Linked DNA regions of Homo sapiens: region 1 is linked to region 2. The links are chromatin contacts, found by Hi-C in ENCODE. All regions are on one chromosome and are shown on one strand. The core of a region is the stretch at or near the end of the contact, and the rest is flanking DNA. Distances in the headings are between cores, read along the strand shown. Region 1 holds the start of SLC19A1 (solute carrier family 19 member 1). Region 2 holds the start of TRPM2 (transient receptor potential cation channel subfamily M member 2).

What was found. Hi-C counts contacts between places; a loop is a spot of excess contacts on that map. Pooled maps may share reads with other maps.
Region 1: a map with no recorded cell type shows a loop between it and region 2 (4-fold over the local background). The contact joins the promoter of SLC19A1 here to the promoter of TRPM2 in region 2. A Hi-C loop is called at or near these places in 1 of 168 maps with a recorded cell type or tissue (CD14-positive monocyte), 1 of 37 single-sample maps with no recorded cell type and 2 of 50 pooled maps.

Annotation. Positions count from the first base shown.
Region 1 is chr21:45,538,454-45,544,313 of GRCh38, forward strand. SLC19A1 (solute carrier family 19 member 1) reads right to left here and starts at 3,987. Exons shown (of 6, transcript NM_194255.4): 1 at 3,915-3,987. RefSeq lists silencers at 3,421-3,480, 3,831-4,140, 4,181-4,260 and an enhancer at 4,115-4,627.
Region 2 is chr21:44,351,475-44,356,862 of GRCh38, forward strand. TRPM2 (transient receptor potential cation channel subfamily M member 2) reads left to right here and starts at 2,147. Exons shown (of 32, transcript NM_003307.4): 1 at 2,147-2,391; 2 at 3,174-3,262. The coding sequence starts at 2,227. RefSeq lists enhancers at 2,363-2,412, 2,573-2,622.

The sequences.
Region 1 (5,860 bases), core at 2,737-5,236, 1.2 Mb after region 2:
AGCGGCACCCAGGTGGCCCAGGGAGGGCACAGGCAGGAACGGACGCTGCTGGAGGCCGGGGTCACACCACAGGTGGCCAGCGGCGGGTGGCTGCAGGTACCAGCCTCAGGTCCCCATCAGCCGCGTGCCCTGGCAGGAGGGCGTGCAGGCCAAGCCCACAGTGAGGGAAGGGCAGAGGGAAAAGCAGGTGTCCTTGAGGGGGCTGAGAGCAGCCAGGGTTGAAACACGCGTGGGAGGGAGGATGGGATGGAGCCGAGGCCCAGCCCCTGAGCCCAGGGACCCCAGCATCCCCGGCGGCAGGTTACCCTAGACGAAAGCAGCTGGCAGGAGCCATGAGTGGACCTGACACGTTCCAGATGGAGCACCCCAGACCACAGGACTTCATCCACGAGGCAACATGCACCCAACCTTGGGGACCATCCCGCCAGCACCCCCGCCCCACACGGCCAGGGCACGTGGTGGAGCAGCAGCAGCACGAAGCACACTCGAGGGCGTGTCTCTTTCAGTCCTGATTCTGCCCAGGAGAAAGGCTCCTCCGGTGCGGGCAAGGGCACGTCTCACCACCACAAATCGTGCCTTTCAGCTGCGGGGCAAAAGCCTGTCCACTTATCAGAATCATGTCTCCAGGTGCCACGTGGCCCTGGTTTTCCATTAAGGCCTCGGTGTAAAGTTCTCCTTCAAGTAAGTCAAAAGTGAACTGCCATAAACAAGTGTGTCAGACGCCCACACCAAGCCAACCCCGTGAGGCCAGGACCTGGCCCTGGTCCCCCACAGGTGCACCTCACGTCTGTATCAGCTGACCTCTGCTCCCGGAGGCCAGGCCTGGCAGAGTGCACGTGGAAAGGCCATCTGCTGCTCAGGTGGGGTGGGGATGCAGCGCATGCAGAGGGCAGCTGAGCAGCCTTGTGGGGCGGGGTCGCCGTCCCATCTGCACTGGGCTGACAGTTGGACAATTGTGCCTCGCCACAGGGCCGGCTTGGGAGGGTGGCAGGGGGTCTGCAGAGGGTCTGGATTTGAGAAGTCTCCTCCAACCCTCCAGCAGGGGCTCAGAGCATCCCTCGATGTGGGGCCAGCTTTGGGGGTCCAGGGACCCCTAGGAAAATCTGCCCCAGGCTCTCAGCATTCAGTCTTCACGTATCAGAGACCACTCAGGCTGGAAGTGCTCCCTGAACCGCCCCCAACCTGACACACAGGCTTAGGAAAAAGGTGGCCTTCAGGGACCAGAGAGAGAGACCCTCCCCAGGCCACTTAGGCAAAGCCATCAGCATCATCTGGGGTCCCGTCTTGACACCTCTACACACTCATGTCTGTGACAAAGGAACATAGGTGATGGCAGGGAAGCCCTTAAGAGGCAGAGGCTGGTGGGCTTGCAATGGGGGCCGCAGGGAAGAGGGGGAAGGGTTAGGGGAACCTCGAGGTTTCCGGAGCTCCACGGCAGGGCACAGCTGGGAAGAAGATGGGACCAGCACCCTCCATTGGAGGCAGCCAGGACCCTAGAAGTTCTCAAAGGGCCAGGATGAAAACAGCCGGCCAGGCAGGAGGAAGCGCAGGCAGGGGCCACTGCCAGGCCGAGGCAGATCTGACGGTCGCCTGCCTCGGCCTCACCTTCCATGCCTCCTCAGGGCCTGTCAACAGCTGGGAAGATCAGTGCACAAAGGTTGGGCTCCATCACCAGGGACCCTGATGCCCAGAGAGGCCACGGGTAGAGCTGGACATACCTCAGACCGCACCCACTCCTCCCCACTGGGAGACCCATTTGGCCCTGGGACTCCCTGTCAAGTTCACTTTCCCACCTGTCAGCAGGTTTAGACAGGCGCACCGATCCCCAGACAACCAGAGCAACCAGATCGCCGCAGACAACGGGGAGCCATCAGGAGCTGAACTAAGCCCAGGGTCTGCGCCCACAGTCCATGGCCGCAGGAGTCAGATCCCCACCCACAGGACCCCCAGGGGCCCGGGAGCCCTGGGTACTTGGGCCCCCTGTTCTGAAAGGTGCCACCTCCAGAAGCGACCAGAACATTCCTTCCTTGGAGAGACAGCCAGAGTCTCCGCCAGCAAGGGGCTGCTGCTGGTCTTAACAGTCAGCCTCTGCTGCCAGCATACTCAACTTATGTGCCGTGAACGTAGCCCACTGACAGAGGCTTGGCCATCACGGCCCAGACCACCTCCAAGAGGAAAGATAGGGAACTTGGTCACCATCATAGAAACGCAGCCCCAAGCCAGGGGACGCCTAGACTCCAAGTGTCCAGACCCCAGCCCAGTCCCATACAGCTTGAGGCCTCTTCCCGGCATCTGAAGGAAGTCCCCGACCAGACAGGAGGGCCACGGGGAAGCAGAGAGAATCCCTGCCTTCAGGAGAAGGTTGTAACAGCCCCTGCAAATCCCCGGCCCCACTGTCCACAGTGACCAGCCCCACCCAGGCCCTGTCCTTCCAAGCACCAGAGAAGGCCAGAGACCCGCAATCAAAACACAAGCAAACGCCACCTATCATTCCGTGTTTAAACCAGCTCCTACTCTGGAAGGCTAACCAAGAATGTTCGTTATGTTTTTTAGAACGCCTGCTAGTTTAAAAAGAAGAAGAAGAAAGCATTGCACACCCTCCCACCCCTGTTCAGATGACCAAGTTCAGGGTTCCTAACAGCATAATTAGACCCTCCGGCTATCACTGCTGCAGGCCCAAACACCCGAGAAGCACTCTTTCTCATCTGTGTCCAGCAGAGATAACTGTACTATCTGGAATTATAAAAATCCACCAAAGCCCCTTCGGAAAGAAAGCAATTAGCAATTGCAACAAGCAGTGCACAGGTGGCACCCAGGCAAAGGCGGCCAGTGAGATGCAGCCTGGCTCCCAGGCCTGGACAGGGCAGGCAGGTGCACTGGGCCAGAGGCACCTCGGCTCTGCTGATTGAATCTGGGCTGTGCGGGGATCCTCGGGTCTCCGTAGGGGGAGGCCACCTCTTTACAGGGCGGCCAACAGGCGCCTCCAAGGACTTTATCCCACCTTCCCTCTGGATGCATTCTGGATTTCGGGGCCAGCTTAGTTGGCCTGTGTCCTGAGGCCAGGCAGGCCAGACTCCCCAGGACAGGAGTTTCCGATGGACAGGACCCTAGGGGGATGGCTTTCCTGCTGTAGCGGTGTTGGAAGGACCCACTCGGGAAAGGCTCCAGCGGCTGTCCAGGCTCTCTCTGAGACGCCTCGGGATTGCTCCGCTGGATCCGCACCCACAGCTGCTCCAAGGGGAAGTTGCACCTACAAAGCTTCTGGCACAGGAGACAATGGTCTGGAGATGTGCCAGGGGCCCGCCCCACGCGTGGCTGGCAGGGTTCACCCACCGGCTGGCCCGTCCCGAAGCAACACGTGCCTGGGCGCGAACGCCGGATCCACGCTTTCCTCCAGACCCGGGGGTGGGACTTGGCGCCCCAGGATGACGCGGAGGGCAGGCTGGGGGCCGGGACTCCCCACCCCATTCGCAGGCTGCGGCGGAAAGCGAGCGGCGGGAAACCCGCTGCACAGCAACGGTTCTGCCAGGCGCCCGGGCCACCGCGACCCCCGCGGAGACCCCGGCCCACGCCCCGCACCCTCCCCAGGGCCCCCCAGACCCCAGGCTGCAGACCGCAGACCCCGGCCACGCCCCGCACCCTCCCCAGGGCCCCCCAGACCCCAGGCTGCAGACCGCAGACCCCGGCCCACGCCCCGCACCCTCCCCAGGGCCCCGCGGACCCCAGGCTGCAGACCGCAGACCCCGGCCCACGCCCCGCACCCTCCCCAGGGCCCCGCGGACCCCAGCGCCAGCCCCCACACTCACCTCACAGGGCCCTGCAAACCTCGGCCCGCGCCCCGCACTCACCCCAGGGCCCCGAGACACCCCGCAGCCCCCGACACGCGGCCCCGTGGCCCCGTTCCCCACCGGTACCTGCGACTCGGCGGGGCGGCTGCCCTGGGGCTCCCGGACCCGGCCCCGCGCACGCGGACTCCGGGACTACAGCGCCCACAAGGCGGCGCGGCGGGCGCGCGGCTGCGGGGTGGGCGGGTCCGTCCCGCCGAACGCGTCCTGAGGGCGGGGCCTCGCGCGTGGCCGGGCGCTGCGGCAGGAGCGTCCCCACGGGGCACCCTCCCACCCACGGCCGTCTCCCAGCCCCGGCGCCGGCCTCTCCCCACCCGGTCACCGCCGGGGTCACGCGGCCCCTCGTGCTGCGGCCCTACCCCTGGGGCCGCCCCCTGACCCCGACCGCCCCTCGGGCCCCCACCCCCGCCGGCGTCAGCATCCTGGGGTGCCACTCGCGGAGGTGTCGGTCCCTCGGGCGGGCACCCTGCCATCCCTCTCCCCCGCGTTCTTCCCACCCCCGGTCCCCTCCTGACCCCCCCTCCTCGACGAGGCCTTGTGCGTTTTCCTTTTGGCACCCTGGAACACCTGCATTCCTGGCCGCAAGCTGGATCCGGGACGCGGGTCGGGCCCACGCGCCCTCAGGGGTGGCCCTGGGCCGCCTTCGTGGGGCTCCAACAGGGACACGCACAGCCTGCTCTTGGGGACCGCACGGCCCCGAACTCGGCGCCCCCGGGACCCCGCCGCCCGCCCTCCTGCCTGACCGTGACCCGTACGGGCTTGTACCAAGGAGCAAGCCGGATCCAGGACGTGGCCCGGGGCCACCAGTCCCCATCCCAGCAGGGACAGCCCGGGGGAGACCCGCGCAGGCCTCGCAGACGGCAGCGCAGTCACACTCAGGAAGGGGGGCCTGGGCCACTCTCCCAGGAAGGCGTGGGGCTGCGGCAGACAGCACCGCCGAAAGCCCAAGGCCTGTGCAGGACACGGGGAGAAGTGGGGGGCCTCAGGGTCACTTTCCCCTGGAGTTACCCAGGGCCTGGCTATGGGGAGGGAAGCCAAGCCGAGGGCTGTGGGGGCCCCAAGGCTAAGGAGGAGCCAGGAAGTCCACTGCACAGAACAGAAGGGGACGGCCACCGTGGTACCCACAGCTCAAGAGTGCGGGTCCCAGGCGAGGGGTGAGTCTGGGGCAGCAGCCCCTGGAATGTACCCCTTCCGGAGTGTAGACAGCACAATCCGCGACCTGCCTCCTGGTGTTGCGGGGGTGCTCTTGGTCTCCCGCCCACCAGCAGGGCAACCCCACCAGGAAGCCAACACAGGGCCCTTGCCCTAAATGGCCGCCTGCCCAAAGCTCTGGCCTGGGCCTTCTTTCCAGAGTCCTGAGTGTAGCAAGCCACACGAACAAATCTCAAAGGAACTTAAAAAGGATTTGTTGGCTGGAAATGGGGGATCTGGGGTAGCTTGCAGAATTTAAGGGAACACTACAGGATGGAGCGCCTCACCTGGAGGGACCCCCTGCTTTGTGGGAGCCCTGGCTCTCTCCCCTGTACTGGCCTTCTCCACGGGTGGGCAGAACCTGGCCCTGCTGGAAGACAGGAGGGGCAACGCGGAGGAGGAGGGGCCCTTCCTTCCCTCCAGGCAGAGAGGAGCCAGCCATGGGGCCAGCTCGCCAGGGCAGCCTGCTCCCTTTACACGCAGGACAGGCCAGGAAGCCGAGGGGAAGTGGGGATGAACAGCAGCGGGGCTCCTAGACCCCTTCCCACAGAAGGATGGCTCCCACCCCCTTCCCGCCTGGAGACAGCAAGGCAGGGAGCCACAGCCCCAAGGGGACCCCGCAGGACCCACAAAGACCAGTCCCTCACCTGTCTCTCCGGTCAGGTGTAGCCGAGCGAATCCGCCCCCGGCCGCGAGGGGCCTGCCCAAGCTGCCCTCGGGTCCCCCTGCGTGGCAGGAGTCCTGGGAGTTCCCCAGCCACACAAGGCCCAGGTTTCCTGCAGGAGCTGCTTCGGAGTGGGGAGGTAGGGCTTCTGCCACCAACA
Region 2 (5,388 bases), core at 897-3,396:
CTGGAAGCTCATTTCCTGAGTGCTCTCAACACTCACACCTGTGCCAGTTGCTTGTGGAGAATTTTAGCTGTGAACCAGGGTGGCCCAAGCTGTTCTCAGGTGACTTGTGAGAAAGGGATTGAGCCTGTAATTTTGGGTAGAAGAACCCCAGAAAGGGCTGGATGGGCCCTTGGAAGGTCGTTGCCAGGCCTGGGTTTTCAGGGTTCTGCACCCCTGGGCTGAGGCTGAGGCACCCGTCCTGTTGGGCACTGGGTCGAGCCATTGGCCCCCCCACAGCGGGCATCAGATGCTCACAGGGGCTCCTGGCTGCCTCCTGCAAAGTCGGGTGGTGCTGGAGCAGGTCTGACCTGCTTCCCAGGGCCTGCTTGCCTCTGGGATTAGAGGAACCTGCACAAGACCCCAGGGGCTGTGCTGAGGTGGACAGCTGCCTGAAAGATGAGCGTGTGAACAGAACATGCTGGTCTTAAGGCAGAGAGTCCCACACCGTGGACCCTCCCGTCTGATGCTGGGGTCTTCGTTTCCAGCGTGGAGCCATCCTCATCCCGTGCAGGGTGGACCGCCTGCCTGGGGAGCCACCTGCAGTCTGGGTCCCCTTGCGGTGCCACTGCGATCTCTCTAGAGCCTCCTCTTCCTCCTGCCACTGGGGACATCTCTGCCCCTCTGCTTCCCTCGGAAGCTGGTTGTGAAGCCGGGCCAGTGGCTGCGGGGACAGCTCATGGCCCTGGAAAGACCCCACTGGCATGCGGCACAACATCTGCTCTGAGAACTGCAGGAAAAGGCCGGGCAGGGCACCCCTGCCATCCTGCCAGTGAAGTTTACGGGTCTCGGAATGAGTGTGGCCAAGGGGCAAAGGGGAGGAGGGAGAGGGGGAGGTGGGGTTGCCTGAGAGTGCCCGCCCCAGGACAGCAGCCCGTAGCTCAGCCCCAAGAGCCCGGCACCGAGCTTCGAGCTGCGTGGCCCCGAAGAGGGGCTCAGTCACCTAATGTGATGAGGGGACGGCAGAGCAAAGGCTTGTCTGACAGTGACCGTCGTGTGTAGTGGAGAGGACGTGGCCAGAGATCTGGTTTCAGGGCAGGGATGAGGGGGGATTCCAGTCAGATCTTTTGCATCCCAGCAACCCTCCCCTTGACACCTTTGGGGCAGTGGCAGGGGATGACCATGGATGACCTCATGAGAACACTGTGGGTGTCAGGGACTCAGGGAGGCCCCGCAGGGCTTGAACATGCTTATGTTTCTCATTTGTAAAGGGAGGGCAGTCATCCGGTGGCTTCTTGTGGCCTCGGTGATGAAGGCCACATCAGAGCCAGGGGGAAAGGATATGAGAGAAAAAGATTCATTTGAATTATTGTCTTTTTCCTGGAGTGGAGAGATGTGGTACTCCCCAAAACTTCCTTTCTAGGCTGGGCACAGTGGCTCACGCCTGTAAAACCAGCACTTTGGGAAGCGGAGGCTGGTGGATCGCCTGAGGTCAGGAGTTTGAGACCAACCTGACCAACATGGTGAAACCCTGTTGCTACTACATACAAAAAAAATTAGCAGGGTGTGGTGATTGGCGCCCATAATCCCAGCTACTGGGGAGGCTAAGGCAGGAGAATCACTTGAACCAGGGAGACCGAGGTTGCAGTGAGCCGAGACTGCGTCACTGAACTCCAGCCTGAGCGACAAAGTGGGACTCCGTCTCAAAAAACAAGAAGAAAAAGAAACTTCCTTTGTGGACAGTGAGGGCTATTTAAAAAAATTTTGGAATATGAAAGTAGTCACTGGTGTCTGGAAGCAGGAGCTGTGCAGAATTGTACAGTTGCGAAACCATGTCGCTGGCAGCTGGTGCTGGCGGTGGAGACTTCCCTGTGCGGTGCTCAGTGCAGCTGCACCCGTGGGGGAGGGAGCTCTTTCTCTGGCCCTGCAGTCACCTGAGGTTGTTACCATTATGAACGGCCGCTGGGACCCCCGCATGTGCATGTACTCCCCCAGAGTGTCCGGGGGCCCCAGCCAAGGGACACAGCTCAGGCAGCTGGGAACATGTGCAGGCTGATGAAGAGAACCGGATGAGGGCTTCACATGAGGAAGCATGTGGCCAGGTCCTCTCAGAACATCAGCCTCATCTTCCTGTCTCTGATCTATTTCAGCAACCACCCCATGTGTCTCTAGAACCCCAGTGTAGCGAGCTGGAGAGAGGACTGTCCTGAGGGCAGCAGGCCTGGTTGCAGCTGGCGTGGGGGTCTCAGAATGGAGCCCTCAGCCCTGAGGAAAGCTGGCTCGGAGCAGGAGGAGGGCTTTGAGGGGCTGCCCAGAAGGGTCACTGACCTGGGGATGGTCTCCAATCTCCGGCGCAGCAACAGCAGCCTCTTCAAGAGCTGGAGGCTACAGTGCCCCTTCGGCAACAATGACAAGGTAGGCTTTCTGCTGGTCAGCCTGCAGTTGGCACGTGGCCACGGAGGTCACCGTTGGGCAGGTCATAGCTTGAGGCTGTGACGACGGGGGTGGGAAAGGGTCTGCTGACCTTGGGGGCTCCTGCCCAACCATACCTTTGGGAGAACAGAACTGGGGAGGGTGATGCGTGTCTCGTCTTCTGTGGGTTGCATGACCATTTCCCATGGTTGGTCTGATTGGGAAATCACCGGGTTAACTCAAAAATGTTGCGCTAGAGTCCTGGAAATCTGTTACCCGTGCTTACCTTGTTGCATAATGATTTCACATCCTTTATCCGATTGGGAGGGCCTGGGCCTGGGCTAGCTTTCCCCAAAGCCCTGGATACAAAGACACAAGTATGTTGAAAGCACATGGCATCTTGCAGTCCCCTTGCCAGGCAGGCAGGAGGGTGGCTGCCCTTTTTCCGATGGTGCAAGATCCAGGTCCCCAGATCCCCAGCCTCCACGTTTTCCACCACACCATGTTGTTCCCAAGGAAGGTGGTGGTGCTGTAGAAACTGTAAAGTGCGCGCACATTCAAAATGGTCCCAAGAGGAAATGATTTCTTAGATTCATTCCTCCCTCCTGAATCCCCACCGGAGAGTCTTGGCAAGGTGCTTCTAATCTTTGGCTCAGGGTCGCGCAGGCTTCCTTCCTTCAAGCAAATAGTGTGAAAGCTCCTCAAGGAGCTCAGATGTGTCTCCAGGGGGCTGGGTGTGCTCTTTCGAATGTTGGAAGATCTCAGTGTGCTGTCTTTACCTTCAGCAAGAAAGCCTCAGTTCGTGGATTCCTGAAAACATCAAGAAGAAAGAATGCGTGTATTTTGTGGAAAGTTCCAAACTGTCTGATGCTGGGTAAGTGACGTGATTTGTGTGTAAGACCTCTGACTTCTTCCTTCCGATCCCACATGGAGTAGCTGATCAGGCCAAGACCCCTCAGGGCCTCAGTGAAGGGTCACTGGAGATACCTCTGTCTCCATACGAGGCTTAGAGTCCACAGAGCATTTCCACCTAACCCTTGCAAGCCTCCTGTCGGGGACAGTTGACCCTCATCCTGCCTCGCAGGTGCAGGGACCAAAGTGCAGAGTTTAGGTGACTTGTTCAGGGTCATAAGGGCACTGTCGCGCGGCGAGGCCCAGTGGTGTGAACACAGATGCATCCTCTAATCCTCTCATTTCCACACCTGCCCCCACCCCAAGAGAGAGAGTCCCAGGGTCCAGGAACTGGAAGGGCCTTAGGGAGAGTCCATGGCCAGAAGACTGCCCCCCTGCACAGCTTGCCAAAGCCAGAGGCCCGACTTGCCCCCAGGCCCCACAGAGCCCCCTTTGCCCCTCCTCCCCACAGAGCCCACGACTCAGGTGTGGCCAAGACCCCCGCCCAGGCAACATGGCCACTGTCTCTGAGTGGCTGGATATGGCCCTCCGGAGCCGATGGTGCTCCCCGCAGTTGGCGCCCCTTTAGGCACGGACAGAGTGTTGATTCATGTTTGTGTGCCCTCCCCGAGCAACACCCATTTCATGCTCTTCCACAAATGGGCCACACGCTTCCTCCTTTTACTCCATTGCCTGGTGAGCTCCTACTTATCCCTCAAGGCCTATTGCAGATGCTGCCTCTGCCGTGCAGCCTTCCGTGACTATACAACCTCTACCAGGAAGTGAGCTTCCCTCCTACCGCACCGTGTGTTTCTCTTTGATCCCAGCTGTCGTGCTGTAACTGTGTGGCTTTGTGTTCATCTTTCTTGCTAGCTGCTGAGCTTCTGGGGGGCTGGGACGAAAGCAGAGTGTTGTGTTAATTCCCAGAGAGTGGCCTTCAGCTCATATTTACTGAATATGGGGAGGGAGAAGCATCCTGTGCTTGGGAAATAGAAGAAGACTGTGTTGCCCCAGGGTACCTCTAGTGTACTCGGTACATCATCAGAGTTTCACGGTCACCAATACAACAGCTGTCCCTCCGCATCCCTGGGGAATTGTTCCCGGACACCCACGGACACCAAAATCCCATATCTCGTATCAGTCCCAAAATCTCATATCAAGTCACTGATATGAGATGGTGTGGTATTTGCATATAAACTATGTACATCCTTCAGCATACTTTAAATCATCTCTAGATTACTTATAATACCTGATACAATGTAGATGTTATAAAAATAGTTATACTGCATTTAAAAAATTTGTATTTTTGGGCCGGGCGCGGTGGCTCACGCCTGTAATCCCAGCACTTTGGGAGGCCGAGGCAGGTGATCCACCCGCCTCGGCCTCCCAAAGTGCTGGGATTACAGGCGTGAGCCACTGCATCTGGCTATGTTATTTTTAATTGTTTTTTTTTTCCTGAATATTTTTAGTCTGCGTTTGGCTGAATCTGCAGATGCAAAACTCGCGGCCATGGAGGGCTGGATGTAGAGACAGTGATGAAGAGCCCCATGTGGAAGGAGCGGGGTCTGTAGAGCAGTGGTACTCCAGCCTCGGAGCTCACCCTTGTTACTGGAAAGGGGTCCCGATCCAGACCCCAAGGGCGGGTTCTTGGATCTCACACGAGAAAGTATTTGGAGCGAGTCCACAGAGTAAAGTGAAAGCAAGTTATTAACAATGTAAAGGAATAAAAGAATGGCTTCTCCATAGGCAGAGCAGCCCTGAGGGCTGCTGCTTGGCTATTTTTTTTTTTTTTTTTTGAGACGGGGTCTCGCTCTGTCGCCCAGGCTGGAGTGCAATGGCATGATCTTGGCTCGCTGCAACCTTCGTCTCCCAGGTTCATGCGATTCACCATGTTGGCCAGGCTGGTCTGGAACTCCTGACCTCAGGTGATCCACCAGCCTTGGCCTCCCAAAGTGCTGGGATTTCAGGCATAAGCCACCGTGCTTGGCTGGTTGGCTATTTTTATGGTAGTTTTGGATCATGTGCTTAACAAGGGTGGATTATTCATGAGTTTTATGGGAAAGGAGCGGGGATTTCCCAGAACTGATTTCCTCTTTCTTTCAGACCATA